2 separate regions of the Mus musculus genome follow, and region 1 is linked to region 2. Evidence: chromatin loops called from intact Hi-C (ENCODE). Cell type or tissue: left cerebral cortex. All regions are shown on one strand. Links, peaks and the distances in the headings refer to the core of each region. The heading gives the core; the rest is flanking DNA.

What was found. Hi-C counts contacts between places; a loop is a spot of excess contacts. Peaks named below come from ENCODE experiments on the same cell type or tissue, not always from the same donor. Only the 100,000 strongest peaks of a DNase experiment are listed, where the experiment ranks them.
Region 1: it touches region 2 in a loop (2.3-fold over the local background); 1 of 42 quality-filtered maps calls a loop at or near these places.

The regions. Positions count from the first base shown.
Region 1 is chr14:99,372,865-99,378,225 of GRCm38, forward strand. No RefSeq gene overlaps it. Among named protein-coding and RNA genes, the nearest start is that of Klf5, 77 kb to the left of the region's middle. In left cerebral cortex, for the core only: no CTCF peak of the experiment used is centred there; DNase peaks (open chromatin) are centred at 2,944, 3,248, 3,944, 4,225 and 1 more place; H3K27ac peaks cover 323 bases.
Region 2 is chr14:99,296,371-99,301,731 of GRCm38, forward strand. It overlaps Klf5 (Kruppel-like factor 5), which reads left to right and starts at 2,321. Exons shown (of 4, transcript NM_009769.4): 1 at 2,321-2,852; 2 at 5,011-5,361. The coding sequence starts at 2,625. In left cerebral cortex, for the core only: a CTCF peak has its summit at 2,920; DNase peaks (open chromatin) are centred at 2,216, 2,914, 3,513, 3,741 and 1 more place; H3K4me3 peaks cover 3,032 bases; H3K27ac peaks cover 2,366 bases.

The DNA.
Region 1 (5,361 bases), core at 858-4,857, 76 kb after region 2:
ATGACCGAAGTCACAGTACACACATACATGCAGCCGCATACACGCAGGCACACACCTATCATTAGAAGATAAGAGACAGAGACAGTTCTGTGTGTGAGTGTGAATGAAGAGTCCTTAAAGGTCTCAGGAGAAGCTGGACGTGGTGGCGTATGCCTACAGTGCCAGCACAGGAGCTGGAGTCAGAAGAACCTCGAGTCTCGTGCCAGCCTGGCCTACGCAGTTCTTAACTGTGTCCCCATTTTGAGAAGTTTCAGGAGCAGAAGGGTGAGGACACAGGTTCAGGGATGTCCTTAGTTCTGTGTTAATTTTCCTGTGTCTTTGCTGCTTTAAACATTTGTGTTAAATGTTGAATGTTCCTGTAGAAACAACACATGCTTTTCATTTTTCCCAGATTTATTAAGATAAAATTGACAAATATATTTATGAGGCACATAATTCAATGGCTAAATAGACAATTTTCTCTTTAAAAAAAAAAAAAGAATTCCGAAGTGACTGTAGTTTTTTTTTTTTTTTTTTTTTGAGACAGGGTTTCTCTGTATAGCCTTGGCTGTCCTAGAACTCACGTTGTAGGCCAGGCTGGCCTCGAACTCAGACTTCTGCCTGCCTCTACCTCCCAAGTGCTGGGATTAAAGGCATGCACCACCACACCCAGCTACAAAACATCGTTGTTAACTACAGACGGAAGTTTGAGTTCGAGGCCAGCCTGGTCTACAGAGTGAGTTCCAGGTCAGCCAGGGCTAAAAGAGAAACCCTGTCTCGAAAAACCAAAATCAAACTGAAACAAAACAAAACAATGCAGTTCTGTACTGGACTCTGGGCATCTGCTAAGAGAGGTCATAACCTAAACAAAATCAAAGACAAAAGGCAAAACGCAAAGGCTATTTTAAGATCAGAGTTTGAAGAGTTTACACGTATTTGGTCTTAGAAGATGAGAAAGCAAGCAGCAGACACGGAGGGCATGTTCTGCATGCTTGCTTTGATGAGGTGGACATAGGCACGCTGACTCACCTCTGAGTGCACTGTGACTTGATTCCCATGACTAATAATGTACCTATGTTCTGCCTCATGGGTGGCTTGTTTTCCTCTCCTTTCTGGCTTAGCATGACTTTTGTCCACTCTTAGGATTTAAGGATTTCACTGTATATGTGTATATATGTGTGTGTGTGTGTGTGTGTGTGTGTGTGTGTGTGTTTGTGTATTTCAGCTTCTTTCACTTATATTGCTGATTTTGCACTATTTAAAATTCAGTTTAAACCACCTTTTCCCTATATCCCCATATGTTCAGTGATTATCAACTTATCTTCTATCAATGATCTGTCTGTCTGCCTGTCCTATCATCTATCTATCTATCTATCTATCATCTATCTGTATTCTATTATCTAGCTATCCATTGTCCATCTTCTTCCTTTGTGGGCAATTTTTGAATTTTCACCTTTGGAAGGGATTCTGTGACCTACAGTTCCGTGAGGCACTCGATTCCCCTGTTCCAAGAATTACTTTTCTGACAACAGATGTCTGAGTATCTCTGGGTGACAGATTCCCTTGCCCTCAGCCATGGGCTCAGGAGTTGAGCTTATGACCTGTCCCTCAGCCACAAGAATAGGCTCAGTGGTGGGCTTGTGATCCATACAGACCCAAGGACATGCCAGAGTTGTTGCCCTAAAGCTGTACTTCTGAGAGACTTGCACTTTGTCTTTGAAGGATTTAAAAAAATAAGTTATAAAGGTAATGCTGGGAAAACCATCTTGTCCCCACAGGGTGCCCCAGAATGAGCCACATAAGGAAATCAGAATGGAACCAAAAGACAGAAGCAATAGAAAAGCAAAGTTGAGTTTGGGCAAGCTCATTGAAACTCTACTCCTGCCTGTTCTGCATCTGTTTTTTTTTTTTTTTTTCATTTCAATTCTGCACCACCCCATATATGCACATGCGAACATACACACATGCACCATTCATTCTAGTTACCTAGTGAGGGAGCCTGCTGCTTTCTGCTTGCATGAATCCCATGGGTTCTTGGGATAATAAGAGCCTACACGAATGGAGAGAGCATTCACTTGTGCAGGGCCCCATGCTGGAGGTTTTACATAGGTGTCAAGACTTTCAGTGGTCAGTGGAGCGCTTCTGTTTTAACCTTCAGTTTTCTGTGGCACCAAACTACAGAATGACAAGAACAAAACTCTTCTGTGACTGCTAAACAGAAGACTCAGGGCTTAGTCTTTGTTTTCAGAGTCAAGGCTGTATTACTAACATTCTTTTTTGTGACTATCTATCTGTTTGTCATATCTATTTATAATTTATTTGTTTATAGTTTTGCAGTGTGTACTGTGTATGACACACGTGTGTGACTCACACTTGTGAATGTGCAGGTGTGCACTTGGAAGGCAGAGCAAGCTCTCAGGAGTTCTCCTGCCCTCCCCCCACCTTATTGCCTTGAGATAGGGACTCTCACTGAATTGGAGTTCACTGCTTCAGCTAAACTGTTTCAGTGAGCTCTTCAGATCTGCGTGTCTCTGCCCCTGCTCCCCAATCCCCTGGGCTGGGCTTCCAAGCCTGCAGAGCCACACCCAGTTCTGTTTGATGTGGAGATTCAGACTCGGAGTCTCATTTTTGAACACTGAGCTCTCCATGACTGAGCCATCTCCTCAGACTCCCCTTTTTGTGACTCTTTATTCCCTTCACTTATTCTCCACGTGCAGAATGTTGTTGGTGGGGAATCGGAAACCCTGAGTAACTGATGTCTTTCAAGAGTCAGGTAGCTCAAGGTTTGGATCTGAGAGCTGGCTACAAAGAAATTGAAGACTGAGTGCTAGATCGAGGCTGTGTGGAGAAGGAACAAGGGTTAGGGGTGCAGTTCAGTTTGTAGAGCACTTGCCTAGCTTGTTTAAAAGTCTGGATTTGATCTCCAGCACCGCACACAACCTGGCCTGGTGCCTGGCACATGTGTGCTGTCCCATCTCGGAGCAGGTTGTAGTGGGAGACCAAGCCATCCCTGGCTGTTTAGGAAGTTTGGAATACGTGAGATGCTAATTTGAGAGCCAACAAAAGAACATAAAAGGGTTCTAAAAAAAAGTCCTATGGGGGACTGAGGTGTGATGTGGTGTGTGTGTGTGTGTGTGTGTGTGTGTGTGTGTGTGTGTGTGTGTGTAAGCATGCACATATACATGTGAGCATATGAATATCCTAGGTGAATCTGAAAGTTCTTTCGAATCAGAGTCTGGTTTTAGGAAGCCTTGTCTACCCATTCCTGGGAGCTCACGTGGCAAGGGGAGTGACAACAGAAACAGGCAGAATCGCAGCTTAAATCTCTTCATATGATATTGACAGGAAGCAGACAGCCTTTAAAAATTCCTTCAGCTATGATGTACTGTCATTCTGGTGGTCAGGATAAAATGTGCCTCTTACTGTTTCTCCTCCTGGGCTCTTTCCTCTCATACTCGTGTCAGAGTGGTCATTTAACAGACATCCATCAAAAGCAGTAGAAAACGTGCGATTATGGGTATTCATATGCCTACTTGTATGTACACATGCACACAAACACACACTCACACACACAAACACATACACACACACGCACACACACACAAACACACACACATGCACACACACACACACTCACACACACATGCACACACACAAACACAAACACACACACATGCACACACACACATGCACACACACAAACACACACATGCACACACACACAAACACACATACATGAACACACATGCACACACACACTCACACAGACACACACGCACGCACACACAAACACACATACATGCACACACACACCCACACCCACAAACACACACGCACGCACACACACACACACACCTCCGTCCCCCATAGGGCTTTTCTTAGAACCTGTTTATGTTCTTTTTTGGCTCTCAAATTAGCATCTCACGTATTCCAAGCTTCCTAAAGAGTCAGGCCCCCAGCACTGCATGAACCAGGCATTCTGACACATGCTTGTAATCTCAGAGGCATACACTTTGGAGATGGGAGCAGGATCAGAAGTTTAAAGCCATTTTTTTTACCTACATAGTGAGTTTGAAGCCATTCTGAGCTGTATGACACCCAGTGTCAAAAAAATGTATTTTCAAAGAAGAATTCTTTTTTTTTTTTTTTTTTTTTTAAATTTCAAAATCTCAGCATATGGGAAGCAGAGGCAGATAGCTGTGCTCGCTGGAAGTCATCCCGGACTGCATGGTGAGTTCCAGATCAGTCAGGTCTATATAAGACTCTGTCTCAAAACCCTCATCTGCCTAAACCAAAATGGAAAACAAACAAACAAACAAACAAGCAGTTTTCTCCCTCTCCATCCTTCTCCATCTTGGCTTACAGTATTGCTGAATCTTCAGTTATCTAAGTTGGAAACATCAGGCACAACGTTCAGTTCTTCCTTCTTTCTCCCCCGCCATGTGGACGCTGCTCACAGCTTCTCCTGTCACCTTGAAGCTGCCAGCCTGGTGCTGGGTGCATGGGAGAGGGAGGGCTTACTGCTCAGCTGTCACTGAGGTGCTAACCCCAGGGGACCCTGCAGCCGAGATGCTGACCTCTCCTGGAAAATAAGGAGCTGGGTGGCCAACAGCTACGGGACACATTTGTTTTGGCAGTTTGTCTTCTGAGACCAACAGACATACATTTCTGTCCTTTCATCTCACATGTGGTCTTAGATATAGGACCAATCACAACATGGCTGGTTGAGATCTCCAGTTATGAAGGAGACAATTATGAAGGAGACAGTAACTATTCTTATTGTCGTCACCACCACCACCACCACCACCACCACCACCACCATCACCACCACCACCATCACCACCACCACCACCACCACCATCATCATCATCATCACCACTCTTGGGATTGAGCCAGCATCCTAGAACATGGTACTACACCACTGAGTTACACTCCTGAATTCCCTATTTTGGTTTTTGATGCATGATCTTACTATATAAGATCCAGGAAGCCCTTGAGTTCACTACATACCCCAGGCTGGCCCTGATATCAAGTGATCCTTCTGTTTCTGTTTCCTGAGTGCAGGCATCAAAGGTGCCTGTACTACAATGCCTGGCCTGGGTTTGAGAGAGAGTCTCCATTAAGTTGCCCAGGCTGGCCTTGAACTCATGGTCTTTGTGCCTCAGTCTCAGCTAGTGCTATAGGCATGTGTTATTGTGCCCAGTCCATTTGTACTTCTTGAGGAGTTATTTTGTCATCTTCCTACGTGCAAAACCATCTTTAAAAAAGTATTTAAAACATTCAAAATGGTGCAGGCCTGTTCTTCAGTACTAGGTCATTGGGAACTGAGGTAAAAGCTTTGGCTGGCTTGGGCTACTGAGTAGGCTTTAGGCCAGCTTGGGG
Region 2 (5,361 bases), core at 913-4,912:
TACTTACTTAAAAGCAGTGGCCCCATTGCCCCATCTCTATGCCAGAAATTACATGTAAATAAATGCCGCCACCCCCAGCAAAAAGTAGATATTCAAGTATTTTTAAAACTGGAAATGGATCAGCTATGTGAACCAGGCCCAGGCAGGTTCACATACACATTCTTTAAAAGATAGGAAAATAATAAAAGAGTGACAAGGTAATAAAAATACGTTCTTCAGTGTTTGTCACGCAGCTTGGTGGGGTCTCAATTGGCTGCAGTGAAATGTTTGTAAGAGAAGCATATTGAAAAGCTATTGTGTAAGTTAGAAAGATTTCCATTAAAATAAACGGGTCTTATTGCAGTAAAATGGCATGCCCCACTGACGCTCTGGTTTAGAGAGGCTTAAAAGCCAATCAGAATAAAGAGAAATTCAAAGAGTTAAAGGAAGGAACCATCCTGTTAAGAGCTATCAACACTCCACACTTGGTTTGGTTATACTATCAGCATTAAGTACCCAGAGGTCTTCTAAAAAAATGACCCCTTTTTAAAAAGTTAAAATCTGACAACAATTCTATGACCCGTCTCAGAGTTATTTGAGCACGTGATTGGCTTTAATAACAGAGAAAAATGAGGCCAAGTTTTTAAAGATGAAGGTTGGCAACATGGGGTTGTCGACGTAAAACGTCAGTACACACACACTTATTAAATAACACCCTGGTATCATGAAAGTTGTCATCACCCATCCTCTGAAAGTGGCAACCACAACTGTAAAGATGGATCATTGCTGACAGGAAGGAAAAGGGAGAAAAGAAACTGAGTTCACAATATGATTTTATCTTTGCTACAATAAATAAATAAATAAATAAATAAATAAATAAATAAATAAATAAATAAACGACACGTGAGACTTTGGAAATTTCATTGGAAATGAGACTTATACCTGTGATACACTCTTTCAGGTGCACTTTTTTTTTTTCCTAAGAACTTTTTAAAAAGATGCTTCACTGTAAAGGAGCGAGTGTGCTCTAGGTAGGTATTATAGTATAGTGTGCTGCCAACAGACGTAAATAGATAGCAATATTACAGGCGTCTTTTTAAGTCGCAGTTTATTGTTTCAGCTTCTCAATAAGCCAGATAAAATCATAGACAAGAACATTGAGGATTAAGGAAAGGCGTTTCCTTTGGTGTGATTACTGGCAAAAATTAAGAACAAAACCAAACCAAACCACTCACCTTCCATTAAAACAACGCAGTAAAAAGGTAGTAATATAGTTGACTGTTGCTTTCCTACCAGTTTGGATACCCAGTTTTCAGGGCTGTTGAATGTCTGTGAATGTTTGTGCCTTCTTTGGTTCCCGTTTCGTAGGAAAAGGTGACACTGTATTAGGTAGATGGGACCCATACTTCTGAATATATTAAAACTCCATTCCCCGCCCCTCCGAACACTACAGTGCTAGCAAAAATAAGCCAAAGATGTAATGTCTATTTAAATACCCGGTTGAGCTGGCTGTTAGTTCTCAAATTAGATTCCATGCTCGGGCTAGAATCAACATGGTTTAAATATTAAAAACTTCATAATTCATATGGCCCACCCCACCTTTTCCCCACATTCGGCGAAGGAGAGTAGACATGTCTGTGAAAACTTGTAGCTCCTTAAATACTGTAGGGGAAAATGTGCCCAGGTTGGTATGCAAGGACTTGAAAAAAAATGCTTGACATTTACAGATTTTATTCAGGCCACAAGGAATCTGCGAAAAGATAGATAGATCTACGGCTGAAAACACAGAAAGGAGGGCTGTTTTACGTTTGTTTTCGCACCGCCCCTTGTTTTCCTCTAAAGTACATTTTGTATACTTAAAAAAAAAAATACACTCATTGGTTAAGACTGGAAACCTCAGCTCCCCCCACCTAGCTGCCTTCTGTCTTCGGTTTTCGAGTTTCAGGTCCTTGCACAACACCTAAGACGTGCAATACTTTTTTTTCGCCCTAATCCTGGCAGAGAACAGTTCGGAGAGATCTCCCTCCGCGTCTCCACCCTGATTTCCCCCTCTTCCTAGATTCCACCCGCTCCTCTCCTTCCCTCCGCCCGCCCCGTGCTCCGCCGGCCCAATCTGTCAGAGAAGTTGTGTACAAACTGCGCCGCAGCCCTGCGCGCGAAGCTCCTGGCCCGCGAGGGGTGCGGTCGGCCCGTCGGAGGCGGGACCTCGTGGGCCTTCTTTCCTACTGGCTACCCTCTGGCCCTGGGGCCTTGCCATTGGCCACAACGCTGCCAGTCCGGTGAGCTGGCCCTGCCTCCCCGGAGTTGGGTGAAATAGAGGCGGGCGTCAAGTGTCAGTAGTCGCGGGGCAGGTACGCGCTCTCTTAGGTTGCTGGTGGAGCTTGGGGGTGGCGGGAGCGGGTTCCGGCGAGAGGGTGAGCGAGCGCTGGGGCGGGGCGGGAGAAAGTGGCTGCCCGAGGACCTCGGCGGTGACGCGTGGCCGAGCCCAGGAGCCCCGATCTCCGTGCCCGCCTTCGTGAGCGTCTGGCTGCCGGCCCAGGGGTCCCCCGCCGCGGCCCCCCGCCGAGTCCGCCGTCCCGTGCCAGCCCGAGCGAGGTGGGATCGCGATCGCTCCGTGTCCCGCTCCCGTAATCCCCAGACCGTCCATGCCCACGCGGGTGCTGACCATGAGCGCCCGCCTGGGACCACTGCCCCAGCCGCCGGCCGCGCAGGACGAGCCCGTGTTCGCGCAGCTCAAGCCGGTGCTGGGCGCTGCGAACCCGGCCCGCGACGCGGCGCTCTTCTCCGGAGACGATCTGAAACACGCGCACCACCACCCGCCTGCGCCGCCGCCAGCCGCTGGCCCGCGACTGCCCTCGGAGGAGCTGGTCCAGGTAAGCAGAGCGGCCGGCCTCCCTTCCCCGGCTCGGGCGTGTCCCGCCGCTACGAGGCGCGGGCGACAGGGGCCGCTCCAGACTGGGACGCGCGGGAACGGGTGCCCGGGTGGACAGCCCCGCCCTGCGCTCCCAGACGGGGCGCCGGGGAGTGGATGGGGGAGCAGGGCGGGGGCCCACCCGGATCTGTCCAGAGGAGCTAAAGAGAGCCGCGCGCTCGCGTGCACCTTCTCTTTGCTTGCGTGGGGATGAAAGCTTGTGCCCACGCTCAACTTGGCTTAAAATGCTTCTTGACCGCTCTCTCCCGATGGCCCTGGCCTTGGAAGTCCACCTGCCTGCGTCCTCTGGGGTGAAATAGAAATGCAAATTGGAGTACTGGGGTTTCATATACCCCCGTGGAGGCTCACCCTAGAATGTATTGTAGGGCCCCGTTTGGAAAACTAGAATCTTAAGGTTGTATTGGAACACCGCTTTTCCCTTAAAAAGAAACACGGACAAAAAAGGCCAGGGGTGTTGTTTTTCTTAGTGTGCGCGTAAATTTCCTCTCGGAGTCGCGTTGAAAGCTGGCAGTTGGCTTTTACACTTGCCCAGCAGCCGAATTAGAGCAAGCGCCTGTTTCTTTCGCCCACGCACGGGAGTCATATAGCCTAGAAAAAACTTCCCGGGACTTTTAGCTAGTCCCAAGGAAAAAAAAAATTGGAAACAGACCCACATGCAAACAGCTGGAAGAGCTAAAATCAGAAACCACTAACCGCCACGGGAGCGCAGTGCACGAAAGGGTTTAAGATCGGTTTATTTCAAGACGCTTAGTTTAATAGCCTCTTGCTGTATTGTGTATTTGCACTGAGCGCCTATTTCTTGGGGTCTGCCAGTGTCGTGGTGCTTTGAGAAGACAGTGGCATTTTGTCAGATGTGACTCACATGGCTACAGCATGAATCTTTATTTTTAAGTCCTGCATATCCGGGAAATCCCGTCCGTCCTCGTCCACATCCAGATCTTGATGATCTGAGGTCCGAGGTGACATTTCTTTGGAAAATTAAAAGCAAAATATACGACTCCTATTCACTGACTGAGGTGAATGGTTCTATGAACCATTTCATTTACCTGGGGCTTGATCTTTTTCTGACTTCCTTTTTTTTCAATGTCAAAAAAAAAATCAAGAGAAAGCGTTCGTTATATTAGAGAAGAGAGCTGGGGGAAAGATAGGCGTCTGGTCAGTAGCTGGATTGATTATGTATGTTCTTAAACAATCAGGGCCTGGAAGATATTTGGTTATTTTATTCTGGTAGTTTTCGCTCAGGAGATAGCAAGATGACTGCGCTTTTTACAGAGGAAGGGGGAATGTAGCATTGGCCCACGGAGAGGACATGATAAATGTTTTGCTGATGACTGTGCCTGCGATGCAGCAGCCTCTCCCCACCCACGGGAGTCTTAGCACCCGTCTACCAAGGGAGTGATTTTTCTCCTTGATAATTAAAGATCTGTTTTAGATAGGGATATGAATAGGTCCATTTCATTATGATAGTGACCCATTACCGAATCTACTGGTTCAAGTGAACATTTGGACCAAACGTTGAGGGTGCAATTGTTTTGTATCAGTGGATACAATACAGGCTTCTGCTCCACAGGTTCAAGTTTCTATTCAAAAAGTATTGAAATGGCCAGAGAACATTTTATATTAGGCCTGATAAAATAACCTAGTCCACACACAAAAGCCCTTTGGAATAATTATTTTTAAGATTTGCACAGGTTTTAGTTTTCAAGTGTAATGGATGTGAACAGATTTGAGGCAGTTTGGCAAAACTGTGATACCATAGTTTAACTGAAGATATACCCTAATTTGACTGTGTGTGCGCGTGTGCGCGCGCGTGTGTGTGACTTGATTGCATCAGAAAATGTTTTGACCTCCACCCCCCACCCCATTTGCCTTTCACTTTTGTCTGGGGATGATTTGCGGGAGTGACTTTAGTGAAGACATGTCGTAGAGTCTTGGTTAACCGATAATTACACAATTGACAAAATAAACTTGTGTGTTCATAAGCAACACTTAGGAGTTGGCCCCTGTACTCCTGTCGAGTTTTTAAGTAAACCATATTATTTATTTATCCTTCCTGACTGAGTCGGGTAGATTACGTGTATTCGTCTTTTCTTTTTTAGACAAGATGTGAAATGGAGAAGTATCTGACCCCTCAGCTCCCTCCAGTTCCGATAATTTCAGAGCATAAAAAGTATAGACGAGACAGTGCCTCAGTGGTAGACCAGTTCTTCACTGACACTGAAGGCATACCTTACAGCATCAACATGAACGTCTTCCTCCCTGACATCACTCACCTGAGAACTGGCCTCTACAAATCCCAGAGACCATGCGTAACACAGATCAAGACAGAACCTGTTACCATTTTCAGCCACCAGAGCGAGTCGACGGCCCCTCCTCCTCCTCCGGCCCCCACCCAGGCTCTCCCCGAGTTCACTAGTATCTTCAGCTCCCACCAGACCACAGCGCCACCA